2 separate regions of the Mus musculus genome follow, and region 2 is linked to region 1. A link is a contact called in ENCODE POLR2A ChIA-PET data. All regions are on one chromosome and are shown on one strand. The core of a region is the stretch at or near the end of the contact, and the rest is flanking DNA. Distances in the headings are between cores, read along the strand shown.

What was found. ChIA-PET counts read pairs that join two places held with the same protein, here RNA polymerase II (POLR2A).
Region 2: POLR2A ChIA-PET joins it to region 1 with 22 read pairs in embryonic stem cell. The contact joins the promoter of Mog here to the promoter of 2410137M14Rik in region 1. POLR2A ChIA-PET finds 5 or more read pairs at or near these places in 5 of 5 experiments (Patski and embryonic stem cell).

The regions. Positions count from the first base shown.
Region 1 is chr17:36,977,365-36,982,947 of GRCm38, reverse strand. 2410137M14Rik (RIKEN cDNA 2410137M14 gene) reads left to right here and starts at 1,711. Exons shown (of 4, transcript NM_029747.3): 1 at 1,711-1,808; 2 at 4,015-4,297; 3 at 4,402-4,479; 4 at 4,842-5,247. The coding sequence starts at 1,806. The coding sequence ends at 4,966. It also overlaps the pseudogene H2-M4-ps.
Region 2 is chr17:37,020,746-37,026,027 of GRCm38, reverse strand. Mog (myelin oligodendrocyte glycoprotein) reads left to right here and starts at 2,630. Exons shown (of 8, transcript NM_010814.2): 1 at 2,630-2,916. The coding sequence starts at 2,829.

The DNA of each region.
Region 1 (5,583 bases), core at 462-2,961:
AACAGGCACCTCTGCCATTTGTCCCAGTTGGAAACTTAACAGCTGTGAGCTGCAAGATTCTGGGAACTGAACTCAACACATGTTTTACTTTTTAGCCCAAGTAAGATTGATGGATGCACCCTGCTTAACATCTGTTTGAAGTCCTCCCTAATCTGTGAGAGCATACAGAGATCCTGAAACAAAAAGGTTGGGACTTCCTGACACATACAGCTCTCTACCAGGGTGCTGCATAAAGGGTTTACTGTGGTAAAGGACTCTAGGTGCAGGAGGAGGGGCTGTGGGTAAATTATCTGGTCTAGGATCTTGCTTTCAAGCAGTCTAAGGATTGAAGTTTCCTTGTGGCCCCAGGGTTCATTTCTCTAGTTTACACACCGTCAGTTCTCAGGAGCTTCTGCCAGTGTTAGGCAGCTAGACAAGCGTCACCTGGCTTAGGGGTTGTTAAGAATGGGCCCGCTCACACACATCCATTTACCAGTTGAGAAGGGTAGGGGTATCAGGGCTTTTGGGTAACTTGACTTTGGTCAAAAGAATGGAAACTAATCTCCACTTCTGACAAGGGTGGAGACTATGCATTCCGATCTGTCCCAGAGATTAGAATATTGCATACCAATGCCCCCTTCCACCTTCTTTGGGAGCTAATCTAACTAGACTTGTTAATCACCTAGCCAGCAGACAACCCCTCTGGAAAGCTGGTCATTTGAAAACATGCAAAGGAAATGGAAGGAATAATAATACCCCAAATGAAATAATGTACTTACTACGTTCCTGAAGTATCCCCCCAGCCCTCCCCCCAAATCCACTTCCTTGTAGATTAACTGCTGAGTCTGTTTGCTTTCCTGATTTATAACTCAAGGGGTTAATCCTTTCTTTTCTCCTTTCTACAGCTGCTTACCCTCCCCCATTGATGACCCTTAGCCCCTGCTAAGATTATGGTTTGCTAGTGTTGTTGCCTTCCCTCACCCCTCCCCCTCCCCGCCATCCCGAACTAATGAGGTGAACCTGGAGCGTCCTTCTGACTCTGGCTTGTTATTGGCTTTTCTTTCTTTTCTTTTTAATCAAAAACACTCTAAGAATCCACAAATGGGAAACCTCTTTTCCCCAGTAATGTTTGGACACCCACATGTTCACTTCTGTTGTGTGTGGGAATTTTGTAGAACCACTAAGAGTCATGATCTGCCCCCACACACCCACAACGCTATAAAACTTCATAGACAGGGATCTTGCTCTTCAAGTTCTCCAAACACGGAGGATGGGGTCCGTGGTGCTGCACACCCTCTTTCCATTGCTGGCGACCGCCCTGGTCCCAACTCAGGCCAGCGCGGGTGAGTGCAGGGTGGAAAGTGAAGCCACTTCTGTGGGGAGGAGGGAGGAGGCTGGGCAGCAATAGCTCAGGGAACGCTAAGTCTCAGCGGCTGTCTCCCAACTACACACCCTCTGCCAGGCTCTCTTCTCCAATCCGTGTCTGGAGCCCTGTGTGCTAGTTCTCCTCCCAGCAAGTCCGCTTGTCTCCAGGTCCACCTGGGTTGACCCCCGCACCACCCCTAGGCTCACACTCCCTGCGGTATTTCACCACCACCTTGTACGATCCTGGCTAAGGCAAACCTCGGTTCACCGAGGCTACATGGACAACATACAGATCACGAGCTTCAGCAAAGACTTGGAGAGTCAGTGGGTGGAGCCGTGGGTGCCATTTATAGCTCAGGAACCTGAGCATTTGGAGGAGCTGATGCGCCTCGCCAGGAGGATCTTAATACTCGGTCAAATCGAACTGTGGACCCTGTTCGGCTATCATAGCCAGAGAGAGAATGGTGAGTGATCCTATATGGAAGGCTAGTCTATAGTCTCCGCATATTCTTATGAAATATGTACCTTGGGCTGGTGAAATCTGCAAGTTCCTGCAATCCTGGAGAAGCCTGCAGAAATTTACTGTGGTTTCATTTCAGTTTGAAGTAGGCTTTGACCAATCACGAGCAGGCTGTGTGCAATGAATGGGGCTAACCTGGGACATGGTGCTGACCACTTTGGCCTCAACAGAGTCTCACACTGTCCAGTGACTAATCGGCTGTGACATAGGGCCAGACCATCACCTCCTCCGTGGGTATAAGCACATCACTTATGAAGGCCAGGATTACATCTCTCTGACCGAGAGGACCTGCGCTCCTGGGTTGCAGTGGATACCGAGGAGTCTCAGATCACTAGGTGCAAGCAAGAGGCATCTGGTTTTGTTATATCATGCACATCTTTCTTGGAGGGAAGGTGCGTTGAAGTGGCTTCTCAAATACCTGGATAAAGGGGAGGAGATGCTGCAGCATGCAGGTTTCAGGGGTAGCTTCTATTGGCCCTTGAGCAGACTTTATGCCAGGACCAATTCCTAAGCCACCTATTGTGAAATACTGTCCCCCAGGCTCCACACAAGGCTGTTACTGTTTCAAAATCAGAAAAGCTGTGATTACCCTTACTGGGGATTCTAGCCATTCACACCCTCCTATGTTCCCCAATCACAAGGAATCCTACTAGCCACATCTGGACTTCAGAAATATTAGTGTATATGGGAACTAGAAGGTTAATTGATGGTATGGGTGTAGTGGCTGATGCCTTTAATCCCATCATTGAAGAGGCAGAGGCAGGCAGATGAGTGAGTTGGAGGCCAGCTTTGTCTATATAGTGAACTTCTGGATAGCCAGTATGGTAATGGTGTGTGTGTGTGTGTGTGTGTATTAATTGATTGAATTCATTGGTGGCACACTCCAGTGATCTAGCTTTTGTGAGTTGTCATTCATGCTGGAGTGGGCTTTTCAGTGTTGTAGGTGTTTATGAGTATTAAGTAACGCCTCACTCGTGTCTGTAAGTAACCTTCAATGCATTTATGGGATTGCCAAACTGTGTTGGATGGTAAGGATGGGCTTTGATGGGATCATTCATTTGGTCTGTTGTTGGAGTCCTGTCTGGGGTGAATAGATATCTATCATATCTCTCCGGAGAAAGTAATAAAATACTCTACACCCAAGTGGGGACCCAGCAGGACCAAAATGGGCTTGGGAGGATCAGGTTCACGGTTACTGGGATATAAGACATGAAATTGAAGCCAAACCATCCATGGGAGAAATTACTGATGTGTCTCTGCTTTCTCCATGTGGTGTGGAATGGCAGCGGAGGGTTGCAATGCACTTGGTGTGGATGATTGGACTCACATCTGAGACTGCTCCATCTGAAGGTGTATCGATACCTCGACATGGCATGCTATCTATCACAACAGCAACAGCAATTTCTGAAATAATACTTGTGGGGCAGGATCCTAAGCAGACAGTGACAGCAGTTGTGTGTCCTTTGCTGTGGGCAGTTGAGACTTGCAACTGGGGCTTAGCCATCTTCCCAGGGCTCTCAAGGCTGTGGGACATAGAAGCAGATGGGGTCTGGGTGATGTAGAAGTAGAGAAATTGAGTGTTGTCACTGCTCATTCCTCTCTGAAAGAAAGGTTGCACAGTCTGAGGCAATACAAAGGAATCATTGGGCCAGCAAGATGTCTCAATGTTTGGTGCTTGCCATAAAGCCTAACAACCTGAGTTTGGAACCCTGAGCACACATGGAGAAGGAGAGAACAAGTTGTCTTATGACCTCTAGATAAGTGCTGCACATGTATAGGGGTACACACACATATTGGTCTGGAGCAGAGGAAGCCTCCCTGATTTCCAGATCCCACAGGATCCACCTGAGCCACAGGGAACATTTTTACATTGAAAGCACAATAGTGGACTCCATCTTTTCGTGGATGAAGGGGTACCAGCTCTGAAAAGAGTGAGTGCCAGTCCTGTTTTGATCTCAGTCCCCGTTTCTGCCAATGTTCACAGATCGGGAACAGATCCAAGGAATAGATATTTCTTCATCCTAAGTCCATGCTGTGTAAGAGCTGCTGTTTCAATTTTCAACCCAACTATGGGGATGATCACATGACTAATGCTCATATAGTCCACAGGAGAGAACAGAAGGTTGTTACCCTCTGACTCTTCTCCTCAGACTCCCCCCAAAACAAATGTGGCCCATCATTCAACGCTTGAAGGTGATGTCACCCTGAGATGCTGGGCCCTGGATTTCCACCCTGCTGTCATCATCCTGACCTGGCAGAGGGATGAGAAGGACCTGACTCAGGACATGGACCTTGTGGAGACCAGGCCTGCAGAGGACGAAGCCTTCCAGAAGTGGGCAGCTGTGGTGCTGCCTTCAGGAGAAGAGCATAAATACACATGCCATGTGCAACCTGAGGGGCTGTCTGAACCTCTCATCCTGAAATGGAGTAAAGGTAGTGTGTGTAGGTACAGAGTCTGTCCTTGGGAAAGCAGGAACCCTTCTGCAGACCTTGAGCATATCCCTTAGTTCTATCCTCCTCTCCCTTCTCTCTTCCAGAGCCATCTTTTTCTCCCACCACACCCATCACGGGGATCACTGCTGGTCTGGTTCTCCTTCCAGTTTTGGTCACTGGAGGTGCGCTGCCATAGTGGTGAGGAGGGAAAGTGCAGATAAGGATGGTGTTTGAGATTTGGGTTTTCCTGAGATATTTCAAGCCCTGGATACAAATGTGCCAATTTTCTGTTTTGTTACTATAAAGTGTATCCATTAGTGTGTCTTAGCCACTTAGCGGCCTTTTTTTTTTTTTTTTTTTTTAAACCAACTGTGTAAGGAACACCTGGAAATAGAGGAGGGGGTGGTGCTTCACACAGAGGACTCTACTAATGTGGACACAAATCTGAGGCAGGGTCTCCAGGAAGAGGGAACGGGCCTCTGGGAGGGCACTCCATCTTTTTCCTATACAAATCCTTTCTTCATGTTTTTTGACCCTGTTCCAGGTCTGTCTGCAACCATACCCCTGGAATATTGCCTGAGGTCTAGGACTAAGAGTTTCCTCTGGAACCAAATCGTTCTGCATTCTGTTCTCTGCCTTTATCCTCCCAGAGATGGAGAAGGATGTTAACTTTATTATTTTTATCATTTTATCTCCACCCCTTAACCTCAAGTCCCAGCACTGAAAGTCTCGAAAGGAAACAGAGACCTAGTCCCTCCCTCATTCTGTTAAACAACCCAGCAGCTGGGCACAGCCTGAGTCCTTGGCTCCACTGTGGCGGGAGTCCTGTATCTTGCATCGGATCTGGTGGTGTTTGGCTTTTGTATTCTGTCCCTGGATATGAAGGCTCAAGTTTGGAGTTTTGGATTTTTCTAAGATTAAAAAAAAAATCTGTGAGGCTCTAATGTCCCATATAAAATTTTGTGTGTTTAAAAGGTAATAATGTCTATACGTTGGAAATCAGTCTAGGGAATTTTCAGATAGCAAGAGACTTTTATCCTGTAAATTGCTAACTTCGTCTTGTACTTGAGGTGATGATACTCAGTGGGAGAGAAAATAACTCAGGGCTGATGACAGGTCCAGGTCCGTATGTCCTTACATCCTCAGGGCAAAATACTTTATTCCCACTTGGGACTGTTCCTTGTTGTGAGTACTGCTCTGACAACTGGCATCAGTGGCCTCAAACCTTGTTCCAGGATTCTCATACCTCTTCCCAAGACCCTTGCTGTCTTAGACTGTGAAGCAGG
Region 2 (5,282 bases), core at 1,381-3,880, 42 kb before region 1:
ATTCCTTTGATAGTCTTTTGTTGTTGTTGTTTGTTTTGTTTTTTCAAGACAGGGTTTTTCTGTATGTCCCTGGCTGTCCTAGAACTCACTTTGTAGACCAGGCTGGCCTCAAACTCAGAAATCTGCCTGCCTCTGCCTCCCAAGTGCTGGGATTAAAGGCATGCACCACCACGCCTGGCTGTCTTTGTGTCTTTTATTTGGAGGTCAGCTTCAAGACCCTCCATTCTTGCTAACTGTGAATTGGAAAAAGGTGACACTCTGACCTGCCAGGTATGGTGGGGTATCTCGGTAATCTCAGCATTTGGGAAGCAAAGGCAGTAGGATCAGGAGACCAAGGTTTTTCTCAGCTATATATCGAGTTTCAGGACAGCCTGGACTATTTGACACTCTATAATCATAACAACATCAACAAAAAGTCACAGTTTGTTACCTAAAAGGAAGTGCAGAATGGGAGAGTCAATGCTTTCTACCATGTGCTTGTTTCTCAAACACTCATTTGATAGGAATTGCATCAGGCTGGTTCATGTCAGCATTATTATTTTCCCAGCAAACCTATGAGGCTTCTCGCTAAATGGGGATAGCCTGGACCTTTCATCTATCAGTCACTGAATCCCAGTAGACTCTTCAGATTCATTCAAACACACCAGTATGATTCAGGCAAAGTAAACTTCATAGGCATGTGGTCAGGGCAGTTGTTCAAGGTTTCATTGCTAGGTAGCTGTTAGCAGATTGAAGATATTAAAACTGGACCCCTCCTTCATGATCAACATCTTATATAATACCAAGGAGTGGGAACTTCAGGACTCTAATTATTGGTCAGAGGATTGCTTTCTGAGCCATTTCTGTCCCTGGGAGGAGATTGGACATTGTACACAACCCAGGAGATCACTAATGGATCTCTCTCTTACCCTGCTCCTGGAAGCCCTAAACACTTTAAGATTGTTTTATTTTATTAATTAAGCACAGCACATACCATGTTGTTAAATAGTTATTAGCTTAAATTAACTAGATACATTTTTCTGTTTCAGCCTGTCAGATTATTTTTTAATGGAAGCGACCTAAATATTGTGGAATGCCTAATTAGATAAATACGAAAAGTTTGAACGAGATACTGTATGTTTGTGTAAAATAGCAAGGATGTTATTTGAGTCCTGATAAGGAAAGATCAACAAGATAAATTTTTAAAAAAACAGAAATGCAAATTAAAATGACTTTGAGATTCTATTTCACCCCAGTCAGACTGGCTAATATACAGACCAAAATAACATTAAATGCTATCTCAGATATAAGAAAGAGGCACTCACACAGAATTAATATTAATAACAACAAACAACCCAACCCAATTCCATGTTTAAAAAAATAAAACAGGCCACACCTGGCATAATGGCCTAGGCCTATAAGCCTAGTACTTGGAAGACTAACACAGGAGGATCCTGGCTTACAAGCCAGGTAGGATCCTGTTTCAAAACAAAAAGGTCCTATTTTCATTATAGATATCACTTTCAGCTGTGAACAACGCCAAGGCAGGACCTGCATCTGCATGCTGCTTCTGTTCCTGAAGCTGTCCCCATGTTGACTGACAATTGCTGCTTCTCTTTCTCATTAGTACTGCTTCTCTGGGCACAAATGACGGTCAGCTCCTACTGTCTACCTTGTGACTTTCTCAATATAATCTTTGATAGCCGGGCATAGTGGCTCACACCTGAAATCCCAGCACTATAAAGGCAGAGACAGGAGGCTCCCTGAAAAGTTGAGGCCAGCCTGGGCTACATAGTGAGTTCCAGGTCACAGAGTAAGACCTACTCTCCAAACCAAATGAACCAAATGAATACAAACCCACCAACTTTCACCAACGAAAACTCATATCCATCCTTTGTCAGCAAAATAGAAGAGGCTGGGCATGGAGGTGCAGGTTTTTAGTCCCAGCACTCACAGAGGCAGGTGAATCTCTGTGAGTTCAAGTCCACCCTGGTCTACATGTCAAGTTCCAGGGCAGCCAACCGTAGGAAAACCTTGTCTCAGAGTTGGGGTAGGGGAGGAGGAAGAGAAGACTAGGTTAGGGTATGACGATTATAGGTGGTCTCATCACCTAGTAGTCGGGATATAAAGCCTGGAGGATCCATAGTTAAAGGTGGTCCTGTGCTATATTAGTTTGTGACCAGGATGGTATATACAAGACCACACACAAACAAAATAGACACAGCAAGTCAAGGCTGAATGCTTTCTATTTTTTAATCACTCTCCCCTAGATAGTTTTTGGTGACAATAAGAGTTAAACAAAGTCGAGCGTGGTGGCTCACACCTTTAACCCCAGCACTCAGGAGGCAGAGGCAGGCAGATTTCTGAGTTCAAGGCCAGCCTGGTCTACAAAGTGAGTTCCAGGACAGCCAGGGCTATACAGAGAAACCTTGTCTCGAAACAAACAAACAAAAAAGAGTTAAACAAGCCTTATAGACTTTACAAACAAGTCCCTCTGATTATCACTGACTAACCACTACATGCCCTTCCCAAGACTGGATCCATGGAGGGGAAAAGAGAAATGCCCAGTACCAGGCAGCCACTGCTCCAGTGCTGTGAGGGGTTGGGTCGGAAAGCAAACCCTGGTCATCAATGGATCTGTAGTCCTTTTGTACAAATATCTGGCAAGGGTGACGTGGGGCCATTCCTCAGGGCACAGCTGTGGTAATGCTTACATGGAGGTTGGGCTTGGGCAGTAGTGCCCTCCCAGATTCTCCCTTCGGGCTTCTTGGAGGAAGGGACATGCAGCCGGAGGACCTCAGCTTGGCCTGACCCTGCTGTTAGGGACTCTGTCCCCGGTAACCATAAAGATGGCCTGTTTGTGGAGCTTCTCTTGGCCCAGCTGCTTCCTCTCCCTTCTCCTCCTCCTTCTCCTCCAGTTGTCATGCAGCTATGCAGGTAAGCATGCTCATTCCACCCCTGCAGAGACCTAGGAGCAGAAAGGGAGTGTCCTTGGCTAACCTCTTTTAATCATCCTCAAATGGCTATACAAACTTCCTGTTTATGCTTGGGTCTGTTGGCATAGTCTCTCTCCTTAAAGGCCTTCCTGACTTCTTGGGGGGGGGGGGCGGGTAAACCCAAACCTTTCCCTATTCATATGGTACTGGGAATTAAACTCAGGGCCTGGTGCAAGCTAAGTTCACAATTCACAACTAAGCTCTATCTGTAGCCCTAGTTTCGTTTCCTTTTTTCATCGTTCAAAAGAGGACACTAACTTCTTGGAGTTACCGTCAGAGTTAAGTGAGAGTATTTTTGTACTTTGCACATTAAGGCAATGCCTGTTTGTAGCAGATCTCAATAAATGTTTGTTGAGGGTCAGTGAGGTGGCTCAGTGGGCAAATGTGCTTGTCTCTAAGCCTGAATGCTAAAATGAAACAACACAAATAAAATAATATATTTAAAAACAAAAACAAAAACAAGTTGAGTTATAGCATCGAGTTATGTTTGAGAACTTGCTCTGCAGAATAAGGCAGAGATACAGGAGCCTGTTGTCCAACTAAAAGAAGAAATAAAGAAACCGCCCTAGTCCAGGCATCCTCTGTGGGCATCCTGGTATAAGGAAGAGCCCAGTTTGCTAGTAGCTGATTCTCACTGGGGAGATGTCCAGAGAAGTTTCCAGAGCTAGCATAAGGCTGAAGATACAAATGAAAAGAAGAGAATTAATACATAGGGGTTAGAGAGATGGCTTTGTGGTAAAGAGTATTACTTCTCTTATGGGAAACTGGAGTTTGATTACCGGCACCCACATCCATGGGGTGACTCCCAACAACCTAGAGCGCTGGGAAGCACTTAGAAGTAGTGGGCCACATGACAAGGAGGCAAGCATCTGAGCTGAGGAGTCAGAGATGAACATAGCTGGTAGAAAAGTGGAAGCCATTGTCAGATGATTTCATGGTGGAGCATTCTGTCCTAGACATTCAGAACATATCTTTTTTTTTTTTTTTTTTTTTTGGTTTTTCGAGACAGGATTTTTCTTTATAGCCCTGGCTGTCCTGGGACTCACTTTGTAGACCAGGCTGGCCTTGAACTCAGAAATCTGCCTGCCTCTGCCTCCCAAGTGCTGGGATTAAAGGCGTGCTCCACCACGCCCGGCTCAGAACATATCTTTTCCTAGAGACTGCTTACTTCATATTAGCTTAAAGTAAAAAAAAAAAAAAAAAGCCCTACTGAGGGTTCATGAATTCCATGTGATATTCCCAAACCTGGCCTGGTGGTGAACCCTTACTTATAATTGTAGCATTTGTGGGATGGAAGCAGAAGGACCAGAAATTCAAGTCAGTCTCAGCTACATGGAAGATTAAGGCCTGCTTGAACTATAAGCATGTCTTAAAAAAAAAAAAAATCAAATAATGAGGAGAGGTATTGAAGAGATGATTCAGCAGTTAAGTATGCTCGCTGCTCTTGCAGAAGATCCAAGGTAGGGGTCTCAGTACCATCATTTATGGGGTAGCTCACAGCTACCTGTAACCCCAACTCCAAGGGATCTCACAGCCTCTTATGGGTTCCAAGAGTAGCTGCACAAAGGTGACATAGAGTCACCCACTCTGATACAGAGGCAAAACCTTTACCAAAAAAATTGAGTGTCCTAAGCTAAGCACAGTGGCACATGCTCATAATTCCAGCACTTAAAAAGGCGAGACAGGAGGATTGCTATGAGTGCAAGACCAATCTGCACTACAGAGCAAGATCCTTTCTCAAAATTAATAAATAGGGGCTCAAGAGATGACTCCGTGGTAAAGAGTATATACTTCACTTACAAAGGACTGGAGATGGGGGGGGGGGGGGAGGTGACAAATGCCTCTGGCCTCTGAAGTCACCTGCACTCATGTGTGTACTGATACACACACACACACACACACACACACACACACACACTTTAAAATAAAACAAACCACTGAGTGTGGTGGTATACAGCTTTGATCCTAGCACTTGGGAGGCAAAGGCAGGCAGATCTCTGTGAGTTCTAGCCCAGCCAGGGCTACACAGTGAGATCCTGTCTCAAAAATAAAATAAAAATGAAAAATGTTTCCTTCCTCACCCTTTTTGGGGGGGGGAGGGGGGAAAGGGTTTCTCTGAATAGCCCTGGCTGTCCTGGAACTCATTTTGTAGACCAGGCTGGCCTCGAACTCAGAAGTCCGCCTGCCTCTGCCTCCCAAGTGCTGGGATTAAAGTTGTGCGCCACCACCGCCCGGCCCTCTCACCCTTTTTGAAGCAGCCTTCTTATGATGGATGAATTTGTCACATCTGATACTTGTTGTTGTTAT